Linked DNA regions of Mus musculus: region 1 is linked to region 2. Evidence: chromatin loops called from intact Hi-C (ENCODE). Cell type or tissue: left cerebral cortex. All regions are shown on one strand. Each heading gives the region's core, and the rest is flanking DNA. Links, peaks and the distances in the headings are about the cores only.

Region 1 (5,380 bases), core at 195-5,194, 140 kb after region 2:
GCCCTGAAGTTCTGATTCTCATGCTTTTGTCTCCCATGTGCTGCAGATACAGGTGTATGTCACTGTACCTGGGCAGTGAGGAAGCACACACACGCCTGCCAACAGCACAGCTGAAGTTCATATACAAACAGGGTTTGCTGAACATCGTTGAAAGAAGGAAGTATCTCACTAGAACTTCTGTGAAAATGGTATTCCTTGGTGTTTTACTTAAGAAGTTAAGTAAGTTCAGAGTTATTCTTTGGATAGAAACTGTTCTAGAAGAATAAAGTCACTTCCAGCTGGAAGCTGCAGCTTGTGTAATCATCAGAAGCAAAAATGGTTTGAGGCAACCCCTGGGTTACTTTACTTTCAGTGTATGGTCCGATGGGAATGTTAGTCACCATCGAAGACACTAGGAAAATCCAACTGCTGTATAATGTACATAGACTATTGCTTTTAGTTCTCCTTTTGTTGTTGAAGTCTCACTATGTGGCTCGGGCTGACCTGGAATTCTACATGTAGATCAGACTGGCTTTGAACTCACAGAGATCTGCCTGCTTCTGCCTCCCTAGTCCTGGGATTAATGGTGTGCATTCCTGATCCTGGCCCTTCTTACTTTTGTAACACTAGCAATCTTGCTATTGGCGCAGGGCATATGGTGGTATTTAGTAGGGGATTTATGGAATAAAATAACTATTATGAATGGAATAGAGGTATGTCCTATGTTATATCCAAAGCCATATGCACACCGCTCCAAAGAGCACAAGGGTTAAGTGGAATCCATCCAAACCCCCTTCACTACAGATTTTCACAAGTTAGTGAATTTCATTAAATGCCAAATTATTTATGTGAGCAACATTCTAAGAGAATTAAAAAAATAATTAAGTAGCCTAAGCCACAAGCTCTACTTCTATGATCCCAGTGGCTGCGCCACAGGCAGAGTCGCGAGACCACCTTCTATGGGTGGAAGTGAGGGAAGCTGGAAGCACTAGGTGGTTTCCAAAGCCTGCTGCATCTGCTGCACAGACCGAGCTTTCTTCCTGTGGATGGAGCAAAGGCCACCTTCAGCTTGAATGGCCTCTGCGTGTTATGTAATATCCAGCAGGATCAGGCATACTCTTTACCCTACCATGCAGTTGTCTTCATTCACTACCCAGGAGACAGGGTCACAAAGTGGAATGAAAAAGAAAAGCAAATCAAATTGTAATATCACAACAACAAAAGAGAAAAGCCCTGATGTTAGGAAACAGTTAATCTATCATTAACTAAAAAATTATCACTGACACTTATGAAGAAGTAAAAAAATCCAATTTGTTTCAAATATAGTTGAGTTATATGCTGGGTCTGCTGCACAAAAGATTATGCCTTAAGGCCAAAATAATTCCTGCAGGCCTTGGGCTGCATATTTCAGCAGAGACAAATGTCAATGGCTGGGAGGGAGAACCATTTCCTGTCCCAGTCTTGGGTTACGGTGTAGAAATCTAGCCTGCAACTGAGAGTTGTGGTTCTGCAGAATGGAGGGATGGAGGGGATGGAGGGGTCCTGAGAGCCACACCAGTGGGAGGCAGCATTCACACCCCCCGTCCCCACACCCGCCCACACACACACACACACACACACACACACACACCTACCTTGTCTCATCCACTCGACCTCATCCTCAGTGACGAAGCTGCACAAAGCTCTGGCCATCGCCAAGCGTATGGCGCCTGCCTGCGCTGACCTCCCTCCCCCGGAGACTGTGCAGGTCACATCGTGTCTCTCCAGCCGGTCCAGGAAGTGGAAAGGGAACATCAACTGTTCTCTAGGGCAGGGCACATCACATGGGTTAAGCCTCCTATGAAGATGTGACTTTGTGAACAGTTACAAAAACCAAATGGTGCCAGCCGCAGTTACACCAATCACAGAAACATGGCTCCTCCTGGGGTTTAGAATGCTTGGCTTATGTACAGCTCAAAGATTTTCTTTTTTTCTTTTTGGTGTGGTGGTGGCATGGGCAGAGTAGAGCAGTACATCAACTGTTACTGTTTACTGATAATCTCATGAGAACCTTGCAAGTTGTGAAGATCACCATGTAATGAAGCCTTACAGCCAAGGGGCACCATTACCCACTGAACCCAGCCTTTGAATTCAGCGGTCAGGTATACATTAATAGGCTTTCTCAAGCAAAACTCAGATGCCATTTGGCTTTCCTAAATGAGGTATATTTACTTCTGCAGAATGGACGGTACTCATCTGTTTAACGCTGTGTTTAAAGTTTCTAAAATCACAGTGAACATAACTATCTTCCTTCTACCCAAATCACAAATCCCTACTGTAGCTCCCTAAGATGCATGTACAGTCAGGCCCTGCAGGACCAAGGAGCAAACCACAGGTAGGCACCAAAGAGCAGCACACACAAGCATGGTCCTGAGCCCCTCTCACCCAGGAGAACAAGCACCTGCTCGCACCATTACATCAGTATGATGCTCACTGCCATCTCTATAGGAGTTGGATTTTGTTATTTTGCCTTCACCTCTGCTGAGTTTTTAATTTTAATGAATTTATTTATTTACTCAAGGCCGTGTGGGTGCTGGGCAAGCACTCTATCCCTGAGCTCCAGTATCTCCTGAACTTGTACTTCAGGAAATCCATTTGTATCGCATCATTTGCCTTGTCTGCCACTGCAGCTTTTACCGTTAGCTCTGAGCTGAGTACAGCTGGAGATGCAAACACAACTTTTCACACCAAACAGATAAGGAAATAACCCCTGTGAGTGGAGCCACAGAAACACTTCAAGGCCAGAGCAAGCTGTATCTGTAACGGTGCATCCAAGGACTGGCCAATTCCACAACAGACATAAGCCTACCCTGCTTTTTTTGACAGAATACTTAAGGCAACCAGACAAAACTAGCCATACTATTGTAAGCAACAGCCATATTATGGAAACCAAGGGAGCCAGAGACTGATAACCAAAGTGTGACACTGCAGGGCAGAGTGGGGCTGTCTGACGCATGCGCTGAGGAAGTCCCCACATCACCTGGCAGGAAGAGAGTTTGCAACAGAAGTGAAGCTACAAAAGAGGCTTTTGACCAACCATTTGTTTGAGACCATAAACATTTATCTGTCTCAATACTCAAGGTTTTTAGATTCCAAAATACATGCTTATATAATCAATCACCAGACCAAAATTCAGAAAAACAAAACTGAACTGCAGAATAAAATTTCTGGAGCTACATTAGTCATGGAGGCAGAATGGTCAAGGTGAGACAGATGACAAAAGTCTGCAGAGCGGGAAGTTGGAAGGACACTGAGTGTAAAACAATCTACAAGCCTCACCCCAAACTTTAACAACTAGTCATGCTGCTGCCACTGGTACCAGTTTTAAACCAGCACAGACTTGCAGGTTCATCAAAGGAAAACCCTTCACATCGCAGCACTTCCTCTCTCAGGAGTGCCGATGAAAGCCTTCACTGCAAACCCCACACTGTCTTAGTTGTACAAACTGGCATGCTTCAAAAATTTACAAATCAATGATTTCCTCGTTTATATGTTCTCTGAATGCTAGTCCTCTGGTACCAAATACAGACACTGATTTTTGTGTAGCTGCTTCAAATGCACGCCTGTTCCTTCTACTACGCGATTAGCGCATGTAAGTATCAGTTAGTTCAGCTTTCCAGAAAGGTTATCAACTTCTCTTGTGTCCCAAATTCCAGGCACACAGCAATCCATGTTTGTTGTAAATAAGAGCAAATGAAAGACCTCTGCTGACCCTGGGGAGGCACCACTGCAGCATCCTCACGGTCAGCTTTCCCTCTGTAAAATGGCAGCCCTCACAGAAATAACCCTGGGAGGATGAACAGGTCCAGTGACTTGAAGAACAGCAGCGCGGAGATCATCGTGCACAGCTCCCTCTCCCAGCTGCAGGTCTGGCTTCGAAGCTTTGCGTCTGAAGTTACACAGCTCAGAAACAGACCCTTGCTTCTGCCATCTCCCAGTGACAGAGGTCTCTTCACTGTTGACTCAAAATTATCAGCCCTGCTTCTCTGGAAGGAAAGGGTAGCACATCGCTAGCAGGGCCCCCCATTCCCCAAGGCTATCTTAAGTCAGTCAGAGCGTCTGCGTGTCCCTTCCCACTAAGAGCAGCAGCACTAGGCTTCCCAACCAGATGTTCCTTAATAGCAGGTATCATCTTTAATAGTAGTCATAACCATCTAATAGTAGGCACTGACATCTTTCGCATAAAGGGCCACAGATAATGTTGCTGGTTGAATTCAAACTAAAAGACTCAGCTGCCAGGAGTAGTGGAAGTACCTTCAATCACAGAGCTTGGGAGGTAGAGGCAGGTGATCTCTGTGCCTCAGACTTGGGTGGGTCTCACAGCAAGTTCCAGGACAGCCAGAGCCATGCAGTGAAACCCTGTCTCAACCTGGGGTGGTGGCAGGGAGTTGGGGAGATGTAAGATTTAAGGTGAAACTGAATTTCCAGACTAAGCTATGGTTAAGACTGGTGGTTAAATCATAGGTAACTATGTCTGCACACCAAATCACAGAGAGGCCAGCCATCCTTGCTGTTTCTGCTGAAGTCACTATCCTGTGGTGTGGGCCTCTCGCTGGCTTCTCCTAGGCTCCCTGCATCTATTCCAGTGAGATAATGGCTGAGAACGTTTAATTTGTATCACACAGAGTTAAGAACAAATTCCCTCTTGACACGGGGACACATTCAAATACAAGGAATGCACTTTCCTGAGGCAGTTACTGTTGCTTTACACAACACAGGCATAGAGGAGCCTCAGCCCCCTGCCTTACACACCAGCGCGCACTCTGGACACAGGAGTAGAAGGTAGGAAATAATCTCGCAGCACCTCGTCTGCACAGAGCCAAGTCGTGGGATAGCTGCCGTCCACAAGAAGAGCTCTGCATGGCGGCTCACTCAGAGCTCCAAGGGAGGACAGCGAATGGACAGAAGCCGTGAAACGCCTGATTGGGAAAACACCTACCTTTTCAGGAATAATGCACACAGAACCAGGAACGGACAAAAGTTGTGTTTTGACTTTACTCCAGACAGGTTTCTTTGCTTCCTCCATATATGAACAATTAATTCCCTCCAGAAGGAGGAAGTTGAAAGGGAAAAGGCAGACACTTTCTAGTGTTCACAATTGGGAAAACGAGCCGAAGCTCCGGAGCTCTCCCCTCCCCTCCCCTGCTTTGCCAGCGTTGGTTTCTGGGGCAGCTGCTTTCTGTGAACACCGTCTTTCCATCAGGAGGGCATGCGCTTCCCTTACACTCTGGCATTGGCATGCTCTGCACTTCAAATGTGAGACACACCTCACAACACTCACACTGCCGGAGGAGCTGACAGAATGAGTCAACTCACGGGCCTTCTAGGGAGGTTTCTCTAAAAATCTGAAAAACTACCTAGA
Region 2 (5,380 bases), core at 276-5,275:
AGAGGTCTAAGTGGGGAGCTGCTTTGCCTGTCCTGAAGACTGCAACAGAAAAGAGACCCAGGTTTATGAGGGCCCAGAAGCAGGTTTCTTTTCATCTACTTCCTGACTGGAAACGCCTCGACGGACATACACAACTCAGTGTTTTTATTTGAATTCATATCATCTTCGTAATTTTCTCATTTGGAATTTCTTCAGTTGTACTCATTACAGATATCTCTTTCCTCATTAAAATGTACCTCCTACTGAATACTTGGGAAATTCAAAGGGAAATGTGATCAGTAAACCAGTGAGCCTTCCAGGAGAGGCTCACACTGGCCTCTGCCCTGTAGCCCTGTAGCCTGTAGCTGGCAGCTGGGAGAGCGGCTTTTCCCTGTTCTGCCCACAGGTGTTTCTGTAGGATCTTAGGAGGCCAGGCCACCTTATCTGCCAGCACTTTCCATGCCTGCCCAGAGCTTTCCTGAACCCTCAGAGGAAAGGTCTCATCTGTGACCAACTGGACTTGGTATCTGTCATTGTCACAGACAAACTGCAGCTCTTGCCATTTCCCTGCTCTCTTTGAAGTCTCAGAGCCACCCCCAGGGTGGTGACTCTATGAGAACCTCAGGGCAGACAGCACAGCCTCTACCAGGATGCTTGGAAAAGAAGCATCATCTCCCGGGCTGCCGGGGCGGCCCCAGAACACACCCCACCCAGCCCATCTGCCAGACCCTGCCCACCCCCATTCCCTGTCCATTCTTGACAAAAGGATCTCTGCACTTACAATGATTGGTGTATTTCTTGTCCCTTTGGGATTCCCAGTAAGCCAGGGAGTAGAAGCGTCTTGAGTGTTCAGAGGACTGCGCCCCTTTCCCTACACGTGTTGAGTGTCTGAGAATAAATGATGAAGTCTCCTTGCAGCTCCGCTGTGTCCCAAGGATGACTGAGAACACTTCTCACTGCATCTCATTACAGCCCATGAATTGGCGGTTTCATCTGAAAGCGCTGTTTTTCATGCGCAGAACGGGTGCAGTCTCAGAAAGGACTTGTGACTGCTCACTCCTAATGTGGGGGACTCTAGTCTCTGAGTATTGATCTATAAAGAGCAGCCCAGCCGCCCCACCACCACCACCACCAAATCCTTTAAAGCAAACACTTATATAAGGCGGAGAATCACCTCACATGTTACAAACTATTACTTCCTTACCTTCTTCACACTCTCCCAGGGGCAATTTCACAAATCCCATTTTTAAGATGAATATATAACATAGTTTGTCACAGCCCTGCTCTTTTGTGACTGTCCCCTGGGTAGCACAACAGCTCTGTAAAACCATCCTAGCTGGAGCAACACTGGCTGAGCTTGGGTCACATTCGTATCTGGAAGGGAGCAGGAATGTTCAGTTTTGGGAATTGTCTATCTGCTGTTGCTTACCTGTGTTAATGTAGGCCTGTCACCTTGGCTGTGGGCACTGGGTTTGAACACAGAGCTGAGAGAGAGAGGCTCCTGTGAGCCATGCTTGACACTCCTGGAGCACAGAGAAATGGGTCACACTGTCACACGGCACCTGTTGCACAACTGGGGCAGTCCTTGCTTCCTGCTTGCTATCCCACAGGAATCTGTCCTCCTAGCTTCCTTTGCCTCTTAACGAGTCCCAAATCCACAAGATGTACAAATGTAAACTTGTTGATTTTATTAAAATTCTTCTAATTCTTTGTCCTTTTCTTGGGTCATTTTTTTTTTTTAAATAAACACTACATTGCTGAAGTACTGGTTTCCACAGATACTGCCTCACTCTAAGGTCCTCTGGAATCCAGCTGTACTCTGATTTTCCCTGTGCCCATGGATGTGCTGGTGGCAGCTGCAGCTGCCCCTTGGGCTCTTCTACAACTTGGCTGGATTTTAAACTCTACCTCAGCATTTATCTTCAGCTTATTCTTAGGGCACTCCTGTATACGCCATGCCTTCAGATGAACAAGGCACTGAGGCCTTGTGAACGAAGATATTCTGGGTGACAACTCATTGTCCTTGGAGCCAAATGCTCCAAGCTGTATGCTCCTGCATTCCAAATCCTGAACACATTCCAGAAATATAAACAGACCTTTCTACTTTCTTGGGGTGAAGAGATGCTTCACTGGGTAGGAGTGCTTGCTGCAAAGCATGAATGAGAACCTGATTCACAATCCCAGAACCCATGTTGAAAACCACGAGAAGTTGGCCTAGAAGCCCAGAGATATAGAGGGCAGAGACAACATTGCTCCAGGTTCGATGAGAGGCCCTGTCTGCAAGGATATTAAGAAGGAAAGTCAGAACTGGACACATGAGATCATCCTCGTGCCCCATGCACTTCCAACACACATGAGTACACCTTTTTTTTTTTTCTCAAATCAACCTCCCCCCCAAAAAATGGTCACAGTAGGTCTTTGAGCAAAGCTGTTGAATGCCACTAGTCTCTCATAGCTTCCAGCCTGGGTACTGCTCCACTCCTGAGAAAAGGAGGGGCTTGTTACTGCAAGGTTCTTCCTGATTCTTCTAACCCTGCTGTTAGGTAGGTGGGTAAATCTCACATCAGCAAGTGAGGCATGCTGCCAATGCACAGATTTCAAACAGGAAAGCTGGGATGGTGTTCTGGTGTTTTAGTTTGGCACTAGGTCATCAGGATGGTCCTAGCCTACAAATTCTGCCAAGTAAAGACACCCAAAAAACTAACCTGAGGTCACTGTTACTTGAACTACCACGGGTGCTGTGTTTAGAGAAGTGAGGCCACAGCTGTTTTTTTAAAAATTATTTTTAATGACTTATACACTGGTATCCTAGTATGTATTAGCATATTAGTAAAAAAAAAAAAAAAAAGCAAGATATGGTGGAAACCAAACTAGATGGAGGCTAGTCTGGGAAAAAGAGGCAGCATTCACACCGAATTGTGGAATTACTACAAAGACAAGAGATAAGGCAGAGGAAACATGAATTGTTCTAAATGAATCTTGAGGAGGCAAAGACTGGCGTCTGCCTCAGTTAAATGGGCTGTGACTTGTGTTAGGAGTAATTAGATATTAACTAACACCCCATTTGCTCCTAGCGAATCTGTCAACCTTAGCGTTCGAAATGAAAACCTGCAAGAATCTAAACCATATGGATCAGAGACCCTTTAACCTCCTCAGAAAAGCTCAGTGGCTAGAACACCATCTAAAAGCTTGTTAACATGCCGTTTGGAGAAAAGCGCTGAATTAATGACGCCTGCTTTCCTTTAGCTTGCAACCAGGGAAGGGAAACAAATAGCTATAATTCAGTCTGCAGCCTAGAGTTGTAAATTAGCTAAATGAGATCACGTGGCAAGAAAGAATTAGAAAGCAATACACAGCTAGTGAGATGAGTGTGACTTTATCAAAAAGATGCTGCCTCCGACACTTTCCCTGGACGTTGGGGTCTCATCCATGATCACTGGGTAGAGCTGGGTAGTATCCAAGGTCCCTTCAAGTGTAGGAATCAGGGTAAGGTAATAGCTGTGACTCGGCCTTCAACACTCAATGTTGCCCTCCGGGGCTTAGGGAACTGTGGTAGCACCCAGCACACAAATCCTGCTCAGCAGCAGCCTGGCTGGAGCTGTAGTGTGTCTGTCCCTATGGGATGTCAGGACTCCCACATCTCACTTCGTGCTCACTGCACAGGAAAGTGACCCCATAGCCACCCACGGGGGCTCTAGCTCTGCTGTCTGGTGTTCAGTTGCTCCTGTCCTCTAGTCTGTGCTAAGAAGCATTTTGCTTTGTCTCTAGCTTCTTTGAGTCCTTCACCACCATGGTCATCTTTATGGGACATTTTCCATTTCTTACTTGAGATAGTAATTTTCCCCCTTCAGATTCTATCTGTGTTCTTCCTAAGCTCAGCAGAAAAATCTCAGCCAGATCTCAGGAATACGAGCTAGATGACCTGGTCTTCGTTGCCTACGATTAAGCTGACTTACCCTCAGTGGTCAACACAAACGTTTTTGATTTTCCTGGATCAGTTGATGCACATGATAGAATTGGGGATTAGGGGCAGGCTGCCCAGTGTCCTTCGCTCCCACCTCTGTAGTCAGGATGTTACAGGAAAGCCCCCAAATCCACTCTAAATTGTTTCAATACATTGCTGAGTTGCAGACCACCATTGGCTGAAGCTTATAAATATGTATCACCAAATGCTAAACTTTTGCTTTCTTGGGAATTAGAGGACAAAAAAAGCGTTTCTTGGTTGTTTGCATAATAATGCGCACCCCTGAAAACAGTTTCTTTTGACTTCAAATAATTTACCAGAGTATACTTATTTTATATGAATAAACCACGTCAAGAAATCGGTATTGTGCCCTAAAGAAAAGCAGTAACTGTTACTACCAATGTTACTACATTTAAGAAGTGTTCCTCTTTAAACTGTAAACATATAGTCCATAAATCAGAGCATTATAAACACTATTTTTTTTACTAGAGCAGGACAGAGGCCAACTCAAAGGAGTCAATTCTCCTTCCATCATATAGGTTCTGGACTATCAGACCATCATACTTGGCAACAATCACTTTCAACCACTCAGCTATCGTACCAACCTTCCAACCACTTTCTTCTTCCATTTTGTTTTATATTTATGTGTAGGAGTATTTTGCCTGCATATATGTCTGAGCACCATATCCATGCAGTGCCTACAGAGGCCAGAAGACAGTGTTAGTTCCCCTGGGACAGGAGGTACAGATGATTATAAGGTGCTGTCAATTGAACCTGGGTCCTCTGAAAGAGCAGTCAGTGCTCTTCACATTTGACTCGTCTCTCCAGCCCCTGCAGCCACTTGTAAGGAATACCTTTCAGTAGCACATTGTCTGTCACGCAACCATTACCAACATCCAATTCTGCTTTTTCCTAATTTCTGAGATTCTGTGTTCAGTGAAGTGCAATAACTTCGCATTTCACTTTCCCTGGATCCGGCAACCACACTCTTCTTCCTGCTTCTGTGTTTCCAACAACACAGGTAGCCTAACTAAGTCAAAGTCTGCAGTTCCCTTCCATGATTGAACTCATTTGGACTATTGTAGCATACATGCATGCATGACAATTCCTTCTTAAAAGCAAATCGACAGTCCATTTCATGGTTTTTAAATAGTGTATTGGCTGGTGTTGTGCATCAACTGGACACAAACTAAAGTCATCAGAGAGAAAAGAGCCTCAGTTGAGGAAATGCCTCCATGAGATCTAGCTGTAAGGCATTTTCTTAACTAATGATCAATAGGAGAAGGCCCAGCCTATTGTGGGTAGTGCCATCCCTGGGATGGAGGTCCTGGGTGTTATAAGAAAGCAGGCTGAGGAAATCATGGAGAGTAAGCCAGTAAGCAGCATCCCTCCATGGCCTCTGCATCAGCTCCTGCCTCCAGGTTCCAGCCCTTTTTG

What was found. Hi-C counts contacts between places; a loop is a spot of excess contacts. Peaks named below come from ENCODE experiments on the same cell type or tissue, not always from the same donor. Only the 100,000 strongest peaks of a DNase experiment are listed, where the experiment ranks them.
Region 1: a loop joins it to region 2, with 3 times the contacts of the local background. A loop is called at or near these places in 17 of 42 quality-filtered maps.

What each region holds. Positions count from the first base shown.
Region 1 is chr1:42,899,698-42,905,077 of GRCm38, reverse strand. It overlaps Mrps9 (mitochondrial ribosomal protein S9), which reads right to left. Exons shown (of 11, transcript NM_023514.4): 10 at 1,614-1,783. Among named protein-coding and RNA genes, the nearest start is that of Gm23126, 36 kb to the right of the region's middle. In left cerebral cortex, for the core only: no CTCF peak of the experiment used is centred there; no DNase peak of the experiment used is centred there.
Region 2 is chr1:43,043,578-43,048,957 of GRCm38, reverse strand. Tgfbrap1 (transforming growth factor, beta receptor associated protein 1) reads left to right here. Exons shown (of 12, transcript NM_001357299.1): 12 at 1-1,758. Among named protein-coding and RNA genes, the nearest start is that of Gm28782, 8.4 kb to the left of the region's middle. In left cerebral cortex, for the core only: no CTCF peak of the experiment used is centred there; DNase peaks (open chromatin) are centred at 946 and 2,453; H3K27ac peaks cover 748 bases.